2 separate regions of the Mus musculus genome follow, and region 2 is linked to region 1. The links are chromatin loops, found by intact Hi-C in ENCODE. Cell type or tissue: left cerebral cortex. All regions are shown on one strand.

Region 1 (8,000 bases):
TGATTTGTTTCTAACTTGCACGCCCTGTATAACAGTGGACCTTCTGAATAATCCATGAGAAATATATTGGTTTTTTTTTTTTTAAGAGGAAAGTTGTTGGGTCCTACAGGTCAGAAGAAAATAAGAGGCTAGTGGCTGCTTACACATCCTGGGAACATCAGGACTCTGGTGGCAAACTTGGAAATTTGAATCAAGAGCTGTATTAGGATGGACACTTTTCTACTGAGGATTCTGTATGTGTAAGAAGACATCAAAGTGTGGTATGTGGAGTAGAATCAGGAAAGAACACACATACACATACATCATATAGTATGTAGAGAATGTAGTAATGTGTGTACATATAGAACCATATTTATTCATAAAGCTCTTTCTAGCTGGGGAAATTTACTGATACACTGAAGTTACTCATATCAGCTCATTCAAGCAAAATAGTCAATATTCAGGTTTCATAATTAGTTGTTATACCACTGGTAACCAGAAATCAGCCATATTGGGAATACTTACACCAGGCAAATTAGTCAATTATACAAGTCAGGGCTTTCTTTGTCTGAACTTAGTTGAGGTAGTTGCTTTCTGGAACACCATCAATGAAAAGACCTAAAAAATCCTGGGACTTCCACACAAGGTTAAAGTCTGATCAAACCTTGAAAGAACTGGGGTCCAAAAACAAGCAGTGGCTTGCCTAAGATCACATACCTGTCCTGATAACAGAGAGGCTGAAGAAACAGCCATGTTTCTGACCCTCCTTCACTGCTTTCTGGAAATGGAATCTGATTGTTCACAATGGCATCAACTTCTTTCTTCTCTTCATTTCAATGAAAGTTCCTGCTGGTAAGGCCAGATCGCTCTTTTGTGTCAGAGCCCAGCTCATAAAATGCTATTAAGTGAATTACTGATGACCTAATTCCCAGCTGCAGGACACATTCCATTAGGGGCAGGCCAGCTGCCAAGACGTGTCAGCTATGACTGGATGGCAGGGTGATTGAAGCTATCCTGCCTGGAGTGGCTGGGCTCTGAAAGTGAGTTCATAGTCGAGAGGGGCAACTCATTTCCCCAACATCATACCCACATTGTCTTCTGGGAACCCTCTTCATCAGCTTCAAAGAGAACTTTTTCGAAATACCAACACACATTACAAAAGCAACTAGAAGTAGTGTTATTCTGTGCTAAGAGTTTAAAACAGTGCAAATTCAGTCATCACTGATTGAATAATGCTGCATTTTTTTTCTTCTCTCCATGCCATGACTTCTTTTTCTTAACTTTTCTTTCTTTTTTTTTTTTTTTTTTTTTGCCAAAGCTATGCTGTCAGGTTGTCCATTTTCCTTCCATTTTCTTTACATTGTTCTTCTTCTTCTTCTTCTTTTTTTTATTTATTTGGTGTGCCTGAGGGATACTGCACACATGCCCCAGTGTACATGTCGAAGTCAGATGACTGCTCGAATAAATTGGTTCTTTCTTTCCCCTCTGTGGTAACGAGGGATCAAACTCAGGTGATCCGGTGTTTCATCAAGCACCTTTACCCACTGAGCTATCTTTCTGGCCTCAGATTTTATTTATTGTTTTTAAATTACAATGAATTCTTCAAAATAGCAAAGCACAAAAGAGTAAGAGCAGTGATAGAACCTAGTGGGGAAACCCTCCACTCAATTCCCGATTCGGCATGCACCCAAAAAATCACGAAGGACCATCTTGATGTAATTACATGAGGTCGTTTAATTATGGAGCTCCGGACCTACATGCATCCCACACAGGAGATAATGGATGTCGGCCACGAGGCTCGGAAGCTAGGGGTTTTTATGAGGTAAGGGGCTTAGGGGTGTGGAATTCAGCATAGCGACACACTATTGGCTTATTCAAACTTCAGCAAAAAAATTACATGTACGTGCAGGGTGTCAGAGTTCTGTGAGTTGTTGACTCCAGTTTAGATAGCCCTCTTATGTCTTCACATTCCTCTTTATCTTTAAGATTAAGCTGTTCCCAGGTTTGTTTTTCTTTTTTCTCAGCCCCAGGCAGCCTCTAGGCTCACAAGCAACCAGCAATTTCTGAGTACTTTATATGACTTACAGGTCTTGAAATTTCATCTTTCTTTCAACAGTACAGTTTTTTTCACTTTGCATTCATCTCACCAGAATTTATAATCCCAGCACTCAGGAGGCAGAGGCAGGCAGATTTCTGAGTTTGAGGCCAGCCTGGTCTACAAAGTGAGTTCCAGGACAACCAGAGCCACACAGAGGAACCCTGTCTTGAAAAACCAAAAAAAAAAAAAAAAAAAAAAGAGGAAATCGGTATCTACTAGGTGAGTCCCAAGTGGGCCATTTTATAGTTGATACTTTTTTTCAGAATCGGTACAAGGGTGAAGTAAACTATAACACCTTGTAAGCTAGGAAGAAACAAGACAATTATATATGTTGTGCTCAGTGGAAAGTGGGAACGTATTTACGTTCCAAGGGAACTTTGGATTCAGTCAACCATTCCGAAAGAGGAAATGACATAGTGATGTTACAAAGCAGGCCATGGTCAGAAACCTGCACCCAAGGTTGGCTTCATCTCTAGTCAACTTTAGCGTCCTTTTGGCTCTTTGTCAACTGTGAAATGAGAGAATGACTGGATGGTTACCGGGTCCCTTCTAACTCTCAAAAGTTCTATCTTAAACCCAGAAGTCAATCACTGTGCGTCATGGCCTAGCGATCACATGCTCTGCTCTCTTTCCCTTTTCCCTTCATCTTTTCTTCACTCCTTCTGCTTTAGTCTCTAACTTCCTTTTGTTTGGTACTTGTGGTCTCCATTAGTTTATATTTTGTCTTCTCTGCTTCCTCTACTAACGCTGTCAATTAGTCACCACTCACCTTATTATTGTAGTCATTTCTAGATGCCATCACGCAATATTGACAGCTAATTAGAAAAAAAATCCCTGGCACATACTATGTAAGAGCATCCAAGTTCACTGAGATGAGTGTGTGCGGGTGCCTATTTGAGATTGGGAAGCCAGAGGGGTTATGCTGTGATTTAGAACCTTGCCAGCGAGCCCTTAAGTAAACTGGAAGTCTGAGGAATCTGCAGACAGCCATATGACTAAGAATGAAAAAAAAAAAAAAAAAAAAAAAAACGATTAAAAGGAGCTGACTTGTGGTATTCTGTGCTTTTATGAGTTTTTTATCCCCAAATCGTTAATATTCAGCTGCATTGCCAAAACTCTTTGGAGATGTTTTTATTATAGGTATGTCCCTTAGCAAACAGGGCTGGAAACAAAACCTTGGTAACTAACATTTTCGTGACACAGAAACCATGACTAATTTGAGCACATATGTCTTTTCTTATTCATCTAGAAATAACTGCTCTCCTCTAATTCCTTTTCCTTTCGATATTTTCCTCCTAAATTCAAGCCAAGAAATAGCCCTTGCCTTCCACGTACCTTAACTTATTCCAAAACTTTCCTCAATTTGTGAGCAAAAACTACAAGGCTAATGCATTCAACTCCGACTGTAAATGACAGGTATTTTTTTTGAAATCGAAAAGCATCTTCAGTTGCATTGTGGGAGTCACCTCTTCATTTCTACACCATCCCTCCTCTAAAGACAAGCTCTGTCGAGCACGAATGGTTCTTTTATTTTAGTGTTGCCTTGTTCCAAGAGATCTGCAAAGTCTTCCATACGTATATACTGCTTCCTCATCTTCAACACATGCTTTACTTTATAAGAATGTTGAAATATAAATGTATATCCTTGTGCTAGAATTATAGGCTGCTGTGGGCCAACCAGTGTGAGTTCTGGGAACTCCAAGGTGCCTATGTAAATTGAGTTGCCTTTATTCTTTATCAATTTAACCTTTCCTTGGAGTTCCCATATCATTAATGACTTCTTTTTTTTGTTTGTTTGGGTTTTTTTTGTTTGGTTGTTTTTTTTTTTTTTTTTTGGTTTTTTGGTTTGTTTGTTTTTGTGTTTGTTTTTGTTTTTTGTTTGTTTGTTTGGTTGGTTTTTCGAAACAGGGTTTCTCTGTGTAGCCCTGACTGTCCTGGAACTCACTCTGTAGACCAGGCTGGCCTCGAATTCAGAAATCTGCCTGCCTCTGCCTCCCAAGTGCTGGGATTAAAAGCCCGGCTCATTAATGACTTCTACCCAGCTCCTCTGCATGCTTATGACTACTGCTGTTCCCATCCAAATATAAGGACCTTGAAGGAAAAACCACCCCTTACTCCTTAGGCACATTCAGACTGCAGCACACCTCAGAAAGTGTTTTTGAACTGACATGGTTTCATTCCCTAAAATTGGCAGACACTGATAACTTGTGATGGCTTTCTTTCTTTTCTTTTATTCAAACCCCGCCCCGCCTCTTGTGTGTGTGTGTGTGTGTGTGTGTGTGTGTGTGTGTGTGCAAGCGTCACATGACTGCAGTTATCTAGGGCAGTAAGCAATGTTCAAGTGATTATAGCAGAAAACCGAGATTCCACCAGCGCCCTGGGAATTGCAGCCAGAGATCATCTGAGCCACATGCTTAATATTTTAAACAAGAGGCATGGTCCTTTCAGAGAGGTCTTCGCTACTGATTCTCTCAAAGGATTTAGTCGCTCAGCTACATTTAACATTCACTGGGTCAGACCTTTATCCAAGATGACGTCATCTGAATCCTCATGCAATTCAATTTTAGCGTGTATTCCGCCAGAGTACCTCCCCCCATCCTGCCCCCTGTCTCTTGGTAGACAGAGACAAGGCAAATAAATAGCAGTTAATCTGAAGCGTGAAGCTTTGGAAAGCCTTTAGCCAAGGTTTGTATTTAGTTACCCTCTGGGGGGGGGAGGTGCGGAAGAAGGAAGGAGAGGGCTCAGCCCCCTCATGGCAGTAGGAACCTTTAAGAATTGACTTGGGGAGAAGAGAAAACTCTCAAGCTGCTTGGGAAGGAGCCACCCACAAGGACAGGGACTTCCAGCTGCCTAAGTAATTCAGTCCCCTACATACTGATATCAGAAAGGAGCCTTTGCAGGGTATTTCTCACATGCGCAATAAGCAGCCCTCACCACCTCCCCCACCCCCAGAGCTTCCGTTTTGATTCATCCTCAAAGTGGAAGGCGCTTGAATAACCTAGCTGAACTTTCCTGTTCCTCTGTTTGAAACCTCGAACACAGGCTGGATCAGCCTCACTATCGGCCTGCCTTACTCCCTTTTCTTAACCCTCCTCCTTCCCAGACTCTCCATCCTTTAAATACAAAAGTCCTGGTTTCCCTCCCTCCTGGAGCAGCCATTGACTTCAAACAGGGTCTCCATGGAAACCAGAAGCAGTTTCCTGCATCCTGGAGCCAGGTTCTCTCTTCTAGGTGAAGCAGGGCCTTAGGGAGCTGCAAGAAAAAAGAGGTCTCCTGATTAACGTGAATCTGATGAGGAGGGGAGAGAATTTAGGCAGAGTGGTATGAGTTAAGATAAAAGGAGCTAAGGGTTCAGATTCTCTCTCAATTTTTATTTCAGTTTAACACCGTTCAGAGGAGACCTTGGAACCAAACAAGAAATCTCAAGGTCCAGGTCTATGGCCCCTAGTCTGTCAGCATCCAACAGAGGTCTGTTAAATATGGAGATTGTTTAGGGATGACTTTACAATGAAGTCCCGACTACACTTCTCATAAAAGCAAAGCATTTTTTAAAAGCATTTAAAACGAACAAGAGAACGAAGTCTTTGCTACCGGCTACTCCATTTTCTTTTCATGTACACTCTGCATCACCCCATGCCGCAGACAGAGCTGTACATGAGAATTTAGTGCATAGCCCCCCACCCCCACCTGACCTGAAGGCATGGAGAAAACTCCTTGTACCTCCAGGACTCTGTTACCCCTTCTCCTGATTGATAGACACCTTCATTCATATCTGGCTCTCTAAGTCCAGAACGGCACCTTGACGCTCTTACTCAAACCCATCTGTCCTGAAGCATGATCCTGTCATGGTCTGCCTCTTCCGGAGGTCTCAAAGCCCTTTTCCAGAGTGAGTTCTGTCATCGACCTGAAGGTTCAGTAGAAGACTACAAACAGACCTCTGCTGGCTTCCCCAGTTTACTGTCAGTAGGTCTTGCATGGCCTTTGCTCTTCAGTCATATTTCTGGGTCCACTGAAACAGTTTGTTCTGGAACTTTGTGTCTTCTCTTCTGAAGTTCCTAGTATGTTGTGCAACTTTAGTTAGATAAAATTGTTTTGCTTTTCTCTATTGATAGAGATGTGAGTTTTCCCCTTGCAGTGGGAAAGATGTCGCTTCCTCCTCCCTTGGAGCCCTCTCCCTTGGCATACTCAAATATATTTTTGTTTGTTTGTTTGTTGGTCTCTGTCACAGCTGCAGCAAATGAACAAAAATGTATTTGCTGAAAACAATATAACTTTACTATGTTACATATCTAGAAGGGCATCAGAGGTTTCACTGGATCAGAACCAAGGCATCTGTGGTGGTTTTAGAGCATGCCGGTGTACTTTGACTCTCCGCCCTCTAGAATCCCTAACCAGCAACAGCATCACTCCAATCTCCGTTGTCCCATCTCCTTTCCTGATCTTATCCTCTTTGCCTTCTTTTAAAGATGTCTGTGTCCACGGTGTACACCTAGGTAGTGCAGATCAGCATCTCCATTTCAAACATCAATTTAATTACACCCACTACATCCCTTTGGGAATTATTCTGCCTACCACATAGTGTTTTTTTCTATCTTAAATATGGTGCCACCTCATCAACCACTTGCCTCTCTTATCACTGAGTCTGTCTTTTCCTTTGATGGACAAGTTTTTCTATGTGTTGTTTACAAGAAGTAGCCCATACTATCTCCATCTCCTCACCAGGCATTTCCTTAGCTCCCCACTAGAATTTATTTCTGTCCTCTTCACAGTGCAAAACTATCACGACAAAGTTCAATATTACCTTCAAATTGCCAATTTCAGATGACATTTACCAGTCAGCTTCTACTTCCTTGCTAGCATCCTTTGACATTTTTGAACACGTCCTTCTGTATAAAACTTTCTTCCTTTGATTCCAAGATATTTCTTTCTCCCCCTCCTTCTTTATCCTCTCTGGATTCTACTCTGTTATCATCTTGTCATCTGCCTCTCTGTCTTACTTACCTTTATATTGCTGTGATGCAACAGTGTGACCAAGGAAATTTATAAAAGAAGCCATTTAATTTGAATGGTTCCAGGGGATTAGAGTCCATGACCATCATAGTGGGAAGCATGGCAGCAGACAGGCAGGTATAGATTTGGGGCAGTAGCTGAGAGCTTAACATCTTGATCCACAAGTAGGAGAGAGAGAGAGAGAGAGAGAGAGAGAGAGAGAGAGAGAGAGAGAGAGGGAGAGGGAGAGGGAGAGGGAGAGGGAGAGGGAGAGAGAGAGGGAGAGAGAGAGGGAGAGAGAGAGAGAGAACTGGGAACAGTGTAGCCTTTTAAAACCTCAAGGCTCATGCTCACTGCCATGCTTCCTTCAAAGGCCACACTTTCAAATCCTTCTCAAACAGTTCAACCAAATGGGGACAAAGTATTTAAATATGATACAAACCACCACACATACCAATTGCCAATTAATGTTTTATAGGAACTTGCTAGACAAGATAGCTTGGATGCTTGCTTAAAAATGATGAATATCAGCAGATCTAGTGAGTCAAAATGTACTTAACAGATTCTTTAGGATACCTTGTGTATTAGTTTTCTTGTTGCTCCGACAGAACGCCTGACAGAAGCACTTTACCAGAAGAGAGATTTCTCTCGGCTCACAGTTGTAGATTATAGTCTATATTCCATAGTGGAGAAGGCACAGTGGCTGGAGAAGCTCAGTCCTTGATGGTTGGAGCTTCTTATATATTATCTTCATATTTTGCTGCATCAGAAAGCAGAGAGCCTGGACAGGCACCAGAAGCTAAGCTAATGGTCAAAGCATGCTGCCATCCAGATAGGTCACAGATACCAAAGATTTGACAACCTACCAAATCAGAGCTGCCGTGTAGCAGGCAAGTCCTCAGGCACATATGTCTATGGGGGGGAACATTTCAAA
Region 2 (8,000 bases), 170 kb before region 1:
TTAAATCTATAATATGATACAGCTTTAAGTGTAGTTCAATCTTATAATAGATGTCTACACCATCCCATGAGCTCAGAAAACATTATGGAGAAGTGGGTAGAAAGTGTGTAAAAGCTGGAATATAGGAGTGTCATGAAACGCTTCCATATACACAGTCATTGCAGTCATGAACAGATAGGAGCAGTGAATAACTGGTCAAGACCGTGTATTTCAGCCTCCATCATGGATAGAAGAGGTACCTGTGAGTCCATGTCCTTGGCAGCTAAATCTTGCTCTATCTTCTTAGGACTCTGCCTTCTGTGTACCATGAAGAAACTCCCCCATCACATGCTGTCATTCTCATAATGTTTTGCCTAGGCCCCTGGGGCCAAGGAGCTATGGATTGACACCCCTGAAACAATAGCCTTTCCTCTCTGTGGATGTTTTTATTACATGTTTTGATTACAGCCATGTAAGAGTAACCAACACAGTTGGTCATCAAAGGCAAACATTGGACGGAAAGTAAGAAATCAAAGAACCAAACTTTGAGGTGACACTAAGTTTAGAAGTAAGAAGAAAGAAAATGATTGAATCCAGGGTTAAGGGATAAGACTAGGTAACGTACTATGTGCCTGTGAGTTTTGTTAGCATTGGCACAAAGCAGAGACTTCTGAGAGGAGGGAACCTCAATTGAAGAAATAGCTCTAGCCATATCTGTACAGTATTTTCTTGAGTGTTGCTTGATGCAGGAGGACCCAGCATGGCCAGTTCCACCCCTGGGCAGACAGGAGATATAAGGAAGGTATGAGAAAGGTACCCAGATGTGAGCCTAGGAGAAAGCCATGCTCCTTTATGGTCTCGGCTTCAGTTCCTGCCTCCAAGTCTCTGATTCCCCCAATTTTGGACCCAATGATGAACTGCAGTTTGTAAGATGAACTAAACCTTCTCATTCTCTAAGTGACTTTTAGTCATTCTATCACAGCAGCAGAAAGGAAACTAAGACATAATCAAAGACCAGTGGTGAAAGTATTTCCAAGTACAGTAGGAACTGACAGGTTAACCATCAAATGCTAGGCAAAGCTGAAAACTCCAAACTGACTATTGCATTTCCCACTATGGAAGAAATCTGTGATTTTGGACAAGATTCTTTAAAAAAAAATTATTCATTTTATGTATATGAGTATGCCATCACTGCCTTCAGATATACCAGAAGAGGGCACCAGGTCCCATTACCATGGGGCTACTATGTGGTTGCCGGGAATTGAACTCAGGACCTCTGAAAGAGCAGTCAGTGCTCTTAACCACTGAGCCATCTCTCCAGCCCTTGGACAAAATTCTTTAAATTGAAGCTGGGAAGATGGATATGGTCATTAGGAATTAAAAGAAAGAGGGAGGGAGAGATGGAGGGACGGAGGGAGGGAGGGAGGGGGAGAGGGGGAGAGGGAGGGGGAGGGATGGGGGAGGGGGAGGGACAGAGGGAGGGGGAGGGACAGAGGGAGGGGGAGGGGGAGGGACAGAGGGAGGGGGAGGGGGAGGGACAGAGGGAGGGGGAGGGACAGGGGGAAGGACAGGGACAGGGACAGGGACAGGGACAGGGACAGGGACAGGGAGAAATAAGGAAATTGGTGTCTGAGTATAGGCAACCCTTTTGAGAAAGAAATACTCAAGAGCCAGAGAGCACAAGTCTGAATCTGGAACCTGTCACTTCCTAAATGTGGCGCCTTCATCACCTCATGTAACCTTTCTACACCTCAGCCTCCTCAGCTACAAACACCCCCTGGTAGGGTTGTTTGGTGTGTGAGGCACATAGATGGCTAAGCAGTAAATGCACCTATCACTTTATCCTGGAAAAGATGACTCGGTTATCAAATTCTATTCCAAGTCCTAGAGTCCAAATTCACAAATAGTATTATTTGAGCAATTTTGTGAGGATCCAGCCAAGGCTGGTCTGGTCTCGTAGCACATTGTGACAGCCGCAGATTGAGTCCCTGCAAAGGCGGGCCACGTTCCATTCTTCTGCTTAATGTAATACTCAGGTGTTTCAAAGCAGTCTCATGATTCTGAATAGTTAATGACTCCCTCAAACTTCTTTATTTTTGGAGGACCCCAAAAGATTTCTTTTGTGATTACGCTGAATTTCGGTGGTGGTGTGTGAAAAGGACTATTGAAAATGTTAAGGCAGACATTTCTGTGCTACAAAGCCAGATGATCTTACATTCTGTCAAACGGAAGTCTTTATCAACTAATACTTCAGCATTACACTAAAAACTGATATCTGTATAATGCTCCTGACACATTTTATGACTGCAATTACTCTATTTCTAATGTTGCATATGTTTTATTATATCTAAACCTCCCCCAATTGGAAATCCAATAATAACATAGATAGCAATTATTAATCAAACATTAGGGTAACCATTTCCTTAATCACATTAGACTATAGAGCTCAGTTGGTCCCTTTTATTCTAATCTGACTTTATTTTATAGGAAAATAAAAGTATTAATGTGAGGGTTATAGAGAGGAGAGAGACTGAGACTCTGATCCATCCACACACATGAAGTTTTGTTGCTCCCTTCTGTATCTATAAAAGTAAATAATAGCCTAAGCACAGAGTGACTGTGGCTTCAGGAAGTTACTACATATACAGAATTTAGCAATTACTCTAGAACAAAAGCATAAATAATCTATAGTTTTCATCAGTGTTATATTTGCTTGCTCCTTTTAAAAACTGGTTTTCTGGTGTTTTTGTTTGCTTTGTTTTTATTTGTTTGTTTGTTTTGTTTTGAAACTGGATTTCTGGGTAGTCCTGGCTGTCTTGGGACTCTCCCTGTAGACCAGGCTGGCTTTGAACTCAGAGTTCCACTCACCTCTATTTCTGGAGTGCTAAGATTAACGGTATTCTCTACTAAGTCCTTTGCTCTTCCAATGACTTTTCGTAAGGACCTAATAGATGATTGTCAGACCAAGGACTGACAAATTCGAAGTGATCAGATACGAATTAGGTTGTTTTCACATTTTAATTAAGACTTGGGATAGATAGCATTGGGAACAGAGTCACAATTGTTATTGTGAAGAATCCTCAATAAATTATGGGACTTCAATAGACAAATGGAGCAAGTACTATATTCTTGTAGATTTACTACAGGAGGATGACGGTTGGTATGTAGCTGAAAGGGCAGTCTACACCCTCCGCCCTCAGCTGCCTGCCACATCAGTACAGCCCCAGGAGGCTTCAGAAGATGTGCTCAGGTCTCTTGAGTGGCTGCATCTCCCCCCACCCCCCAGAAGCGACAGGGGACAAATGGCTGCTGGCTCGCTACACAGTTCCACTTCACTCTGCTCCCACCCTCTTGCCAGCCCACCAGGCACGTGCCAACAATGAGCTGCCTGCTTCACTGGGATCCTCGGCTCCATTAATAAGCCCTGGAAGGCTGATAATTGGAGATTTGCGGAGCCTGCCGTCTTTCAATGAGGCGGGTTGTTATGGAAACCGCAGGCAGAGCATCATGTACATATTATTGATCCTTTAAAATAATAATAAAAAAGGACCATTAGAATGTAATGTCCCTTTTTCTTACCTCACTTGGCTCCCATCGTTTTCTTTGAGAAGTTTGTCATCAATTTGCACACGTGACAATTCACAGCTCATCTCTCTCTTTATCTCTTAGCACCCGCCCCACCCCTTTCTTAATTACAGAGAATCTTTCACCTCTAGCAGGAGAAAAAAAGTCAGCTGAGCAGAAAACCAAAGGAACACCAAAGAGAACACTCTCAATCTAATTTAACACCAAGGCATTAACTCGATAATTTGAGACAAGAGAAATCAGTCATGAGTATCAATGCACATTTCCTCGCCATTAAAAATAATAATAATAAATCGAACAGAGCTTAGAAATGACTTCGGAGCCCCACCCTAGTTTATTCTGGTGGCAAGATGTTCACCACCCACGATGAAGCACACACGGTGCTCTGGAAAGGAGCCCCCAGCGCTCAAGCCAAGGAAAAAGCCGGACTATTTTTCTGAACTACTTTTAAAATTTAGCTTTACACTCTTGCAGAAAAAAATCCAATTACTCCTTTTACTTAAGGAATACAGACATAATGCCGAAGTGTACCTGACTGGGAGGCCTGTGATCAGCATTAAATGAATGTGCCTGAAGGCTGCTTTGGACTTCAGTGTCACCCAAATTCCTTGCGTTGAAAAGGCCTGGGCGCCATTGTTTCTTGGTGAACTTCCCATTTTTCCCCAGCAGAGGGCAACAGAGTAATACTGTTCCCGACCTTGAGGTCTGCGGACCAGCCACGAATCCAAAGCAAAGCACACAATTGGTTCAGGAACGATTTGCTGTGGCAAGGTCCTACTTTGAAGCCTTTCTGAAGTTAATTGTATTTTTAAGTCCTTTTAAAGGTAACCAAAATCTAAGTCTAGAAATATTGTTTACCAAAGTCATGAAGTCATGGGAGTGGATGAACTAAAATTAATGTTACATTGTGAAATGGATTTCGAGAGCAGGTAATGCTTTGCAGTGGCCTTATCTCTATAGGATAAGGTCTTATCTTATATCTAAGACCTTTGAATCCATAAAATACTATGACATCAGTTGTCATACTATTTTAATGTAGCAAAAGCATCTGCCATTGTTTAGTTTAAAGCCCCAATCACTTCAGGTCTGAACATTTTAAGGTCTAACACAGTCACCTTCCCCTCCCTGGTGCTATAGCAATGTTGCCTAATTAAGTTCACTTCCTTCATTCAGATACCTGCCACCCTGGTGACATCTGAACTTACTCTCTGCAATTAGACTGTGTTTCCAGTCAAACACATACTTTCACATAGCTCTGGGGCCAGGAGTTCGTTTTGTTTGCTTGTTGTTTGCTTGCTTGCTCCTTTTTAAAGGCCTTACATTGCTTCCAGATTGTACACTGAACAACAGCATTTTTCTTTTTACTTTTATATACCAGTATTCTTTACAACGCCTAGAGCTCTTGCGTAAGTCACACCTGCTAGCAAAGGAAAGTTATCTGTATGACAATGAAACGAGCTCCTTGGGTTACCTTGTCTCCTCCACGATGAGCCTAACTCATTATGTGACTGTTCAAGGTGATCCTACAAGACACGTCACTTTTCATTAGAATACACACACGCACAGCCCGTCCTGGGGATTGTTCGAGTACAGTGGGCTGAACAGTTTTGAAAACTGGTCCCAGCTGAATAGCTGATGAAAGACCAAACTCTCATCCATATTGACACACAGTAAAACATGTTACAGACCATTCCAGGAGATGAAAGGACTCTGTGAGACCCGCTATGCCTCGGTCAAAGTGACATCTAAGTTTCCTAAGAAGATTGAAATCTAAGTTGAAATCATTATACTTGTACTTACCTAGAAAGAGCATATTACCCATTTCTCTCAAGAGTTTCCAACTCTGTCTATCAAATCCCTAGATTGCAGTTTCTGAGGGACCAATTACAGGCAGCCTAAATTAATCCTACCCTCACTACCTGGTGGCCTTGGCTAACTTCCAGGCTCAATCATCACTGATAATGTAAGTACTTGGTAATGTTGCTGAGCTCCAAAGTAGGCCAAGTAGAATAGCCTCCGACTCTCAGGAGACTCGGTATATCATTATGTGTCTCTCTCTAGCTGACCACAATAAATTAAGTCATATTTGTACATTAATTTCCTCTTTAAAGTCAGGGGGTTGGTACCAAGGTACAAAATAATGTTTTCCAATAATTTCAGATTTTAAAAAAAAATTTTAAAAATTGGTCAGTTTCTATTAAACACTTGCTATATGTTCAAGGAAATACATTGTAGGAACTTTATATGCAAACCATTTAATGCCAATTGGGTTCGTCTCTGAGATCATTTCATAATGATGAAACCCATACTGAGCTATTGACAGAGCTCCTTAGGGACCATGTCTGTGCTTCAAATTCAATTCCAAGACCTGTACTCTCCCTCCTGTGTCACAGTCGAAGAGGACACTTACCTAACTCAACAGCTGCTGCAGTGCTCTGTCTACTGATGCAACAGCTAGTTATTCATAGCATACTTTCTTCTGTAAGATGAGTCCTTTGCATCATTTAAAATGCATCACTTTGTAAATATCTTGTGGTAGTCTGGGATTGGATGTATCATTAAAGGTACCCAGCAAGAAGTTTTAGAATAGCTTAGAGTTGAATCCAGGCCTGCCAAGTCCTACCTAAGGTAGGATATTTAATGAGGTATCCTAGGTAAATTTGTTTCTAAAACTTTACTTGGAATCTCCAATGTGTTAAGTTTGGAAATAGCTTAAGTTTAAAGTCAGGGGATATTAAAGCTCACCTCTTCTTTTCTCTTACTGCCTGGAATCAAGTAGTTGTTCACTTTTAGTTGAAGTAGGGTTGCCTGAAATCTGATGCTAAAGAATTAAGACAGTGGATGGGTGGGTGGGGGAGCACCATCATAGAAGTAGGGGGAACGGGGTGGGATAGTGGGGTTTTGGAGGGGAAACTAGGAAGGGGGACAACATTTGAAATGTAAATAAATAGAATAACCAATAAAAAAATTTTAAAAAGAATTTAAGAGAGAGAGAGAGAGAGGATATTCAGAAATAGGTCATGGAAAAGAAACAGATGATTTTAACACTTAAAGGAGGAATCGGCTATAAGTGTTATAGATACTTTAGCTAAAAAAATATTTTTTTTAAAAAAAAGTGGTTGAGGCTTTCACATGAAAGTGAAATGATCCATTTCTCTGCAAGCTCTTTATGAAAACGAACCTCTCCTTGGAGGAGAATAATGTTATTAGCTAATTGGTAGATGTCTATTGAGGGCCTCCTAGGTATAGATCAACAGCAAGATGATGAATATTGTGGGAAAGGATGTTGTGACTGTCTAGTGATAGAGAAAAATTTAAGATAGCAAAGAGAGGTAAATACACTCACATTAGGCAAAAAGGCCCTCTAGACTAGTAGTTTTCAACCTGTGGGTCGTGACCTCTTTAGGGAGTCACGTATCAGATGCCTGTCTGTTGCTACTCAGATCAAAGGTCAGGGGGTCAGGGAAGTTCTCTCACTGCAAGTGACATTCAAAAAAAAACGGAGACTTGAACGGTCAGAGGCAACCTAGCCCAGAGACAGCAGGTGCAAAAGCCACCAACAGACATAAGCTAGACTCATTAGAGATATTTAGAAAGTGTGTGACTACAGAAGAGGGAAGAGGGGTAGTGAGTATCAAAGGAAACAGATCAGAGAGACAAGCACAAGTCAGACCATGGAAGGTCATGTAGGCAAAAGGAATTGTTTCAAATTCATTCCAAGATAAGTGTTTGAAGAATTTCTGAAGGGTACAGATTTGGACAAGTGTAAATATGGATCTTTGGATGAGTGGCCTTCGGAACAATCTACTGAAAGTCCAAAGAAGCTTGGGTCAACAAGGGGGCTCAGTAGGTTAAAGGCATTTGCTGCCTGGTCTTAGAGCCTAAGTTCAATTCTCAAGACCCAAATGGTGCAAGGAGAGGAGGCTCTCCTGTTCTCCATGAGTGTATCCTCCTACCTACCTCCCGGCCCTCACAGACACACACAGACACACAGACACACGCAAATAAATACATAAAAAAGCATAACAAAAGTAAAAGTTTAAAAAGCAATTATCAGACGCTAAAGCACCTCAGAGCTAAAGCCTGTAATTATTGAAGCTAGTCCTTTACACAGCTGGGGTTTGTCATGTGTTGTGACTCACTAATATGATATTTAGGATGTCAGTCCCTGGAGTTGACTAGGACTTGGCGCCATAGTTCACAAATGTTTCCCTTTGGGGCATCTTTTAGGCAGACATGCAAACAGCTATCATTTGCTGGGGCCAAACAAGGGAAAGAAACGCAGGTTATGGGTTTTCTTGCTTTCTAATGTTTAAAACCTATTCAGAGATTTCAATGTCTGTAAATCTAAATTTTGTGAATGTTTCAAAATTATGTAGAGCCGGGTGTGGTGGTAGACACCTTTAATCCCAGCACTTGGGAGGCAGAGGCAGGTG

The links. Peaks named below come from ENCODE experiments on the same cell type or tissue, not always from the same donor. Only the 100,000 strongest peaks of a DNase experiment are listed, where the experiment ranks them.
Region 2: it touches region 1 in a loop (5-fold over the local background); 5 of 42 quality-filtered maps call a loop at or near these places.

What each region holds. Positions count from the first base shown.
Region 1 is chr16:42,440,086-42,448,085 of GRCm38, forward strand. No RefSeq gene overlaps it. Among named protein-coding and RNA genes, the nearest start is that of Gap43, 100 kb to the left of the region's middle. In left cerebral cortex, no CTCF peak of the experiment used is centred here; DNase peaks (open chromatin) are centred at 3,059, 3,311, 3,586, 3,667 and 4 more places; H3K4me3 peaks cover 775 bases; H3K27ac peaks cover 1,593 bases.
Region 2 is chr16:42,272,412-42,280,411 of GRCm38, forward strand. All of the region lies in intron 2 of Gap43 (growth associated protein 43), which reads right to left. Among named protein-coding and RNA genes, the nearest start is that of Mir6540, 27 kb to the right of the region's middle. In left cerebral cortex, a CTCF peak has its summit at 4,224 (motif pointing right); DNase peaks (open chromatin) are centred at 3,406, 3,705 and 4,226; H3K4me3 peaks cover 748 bases.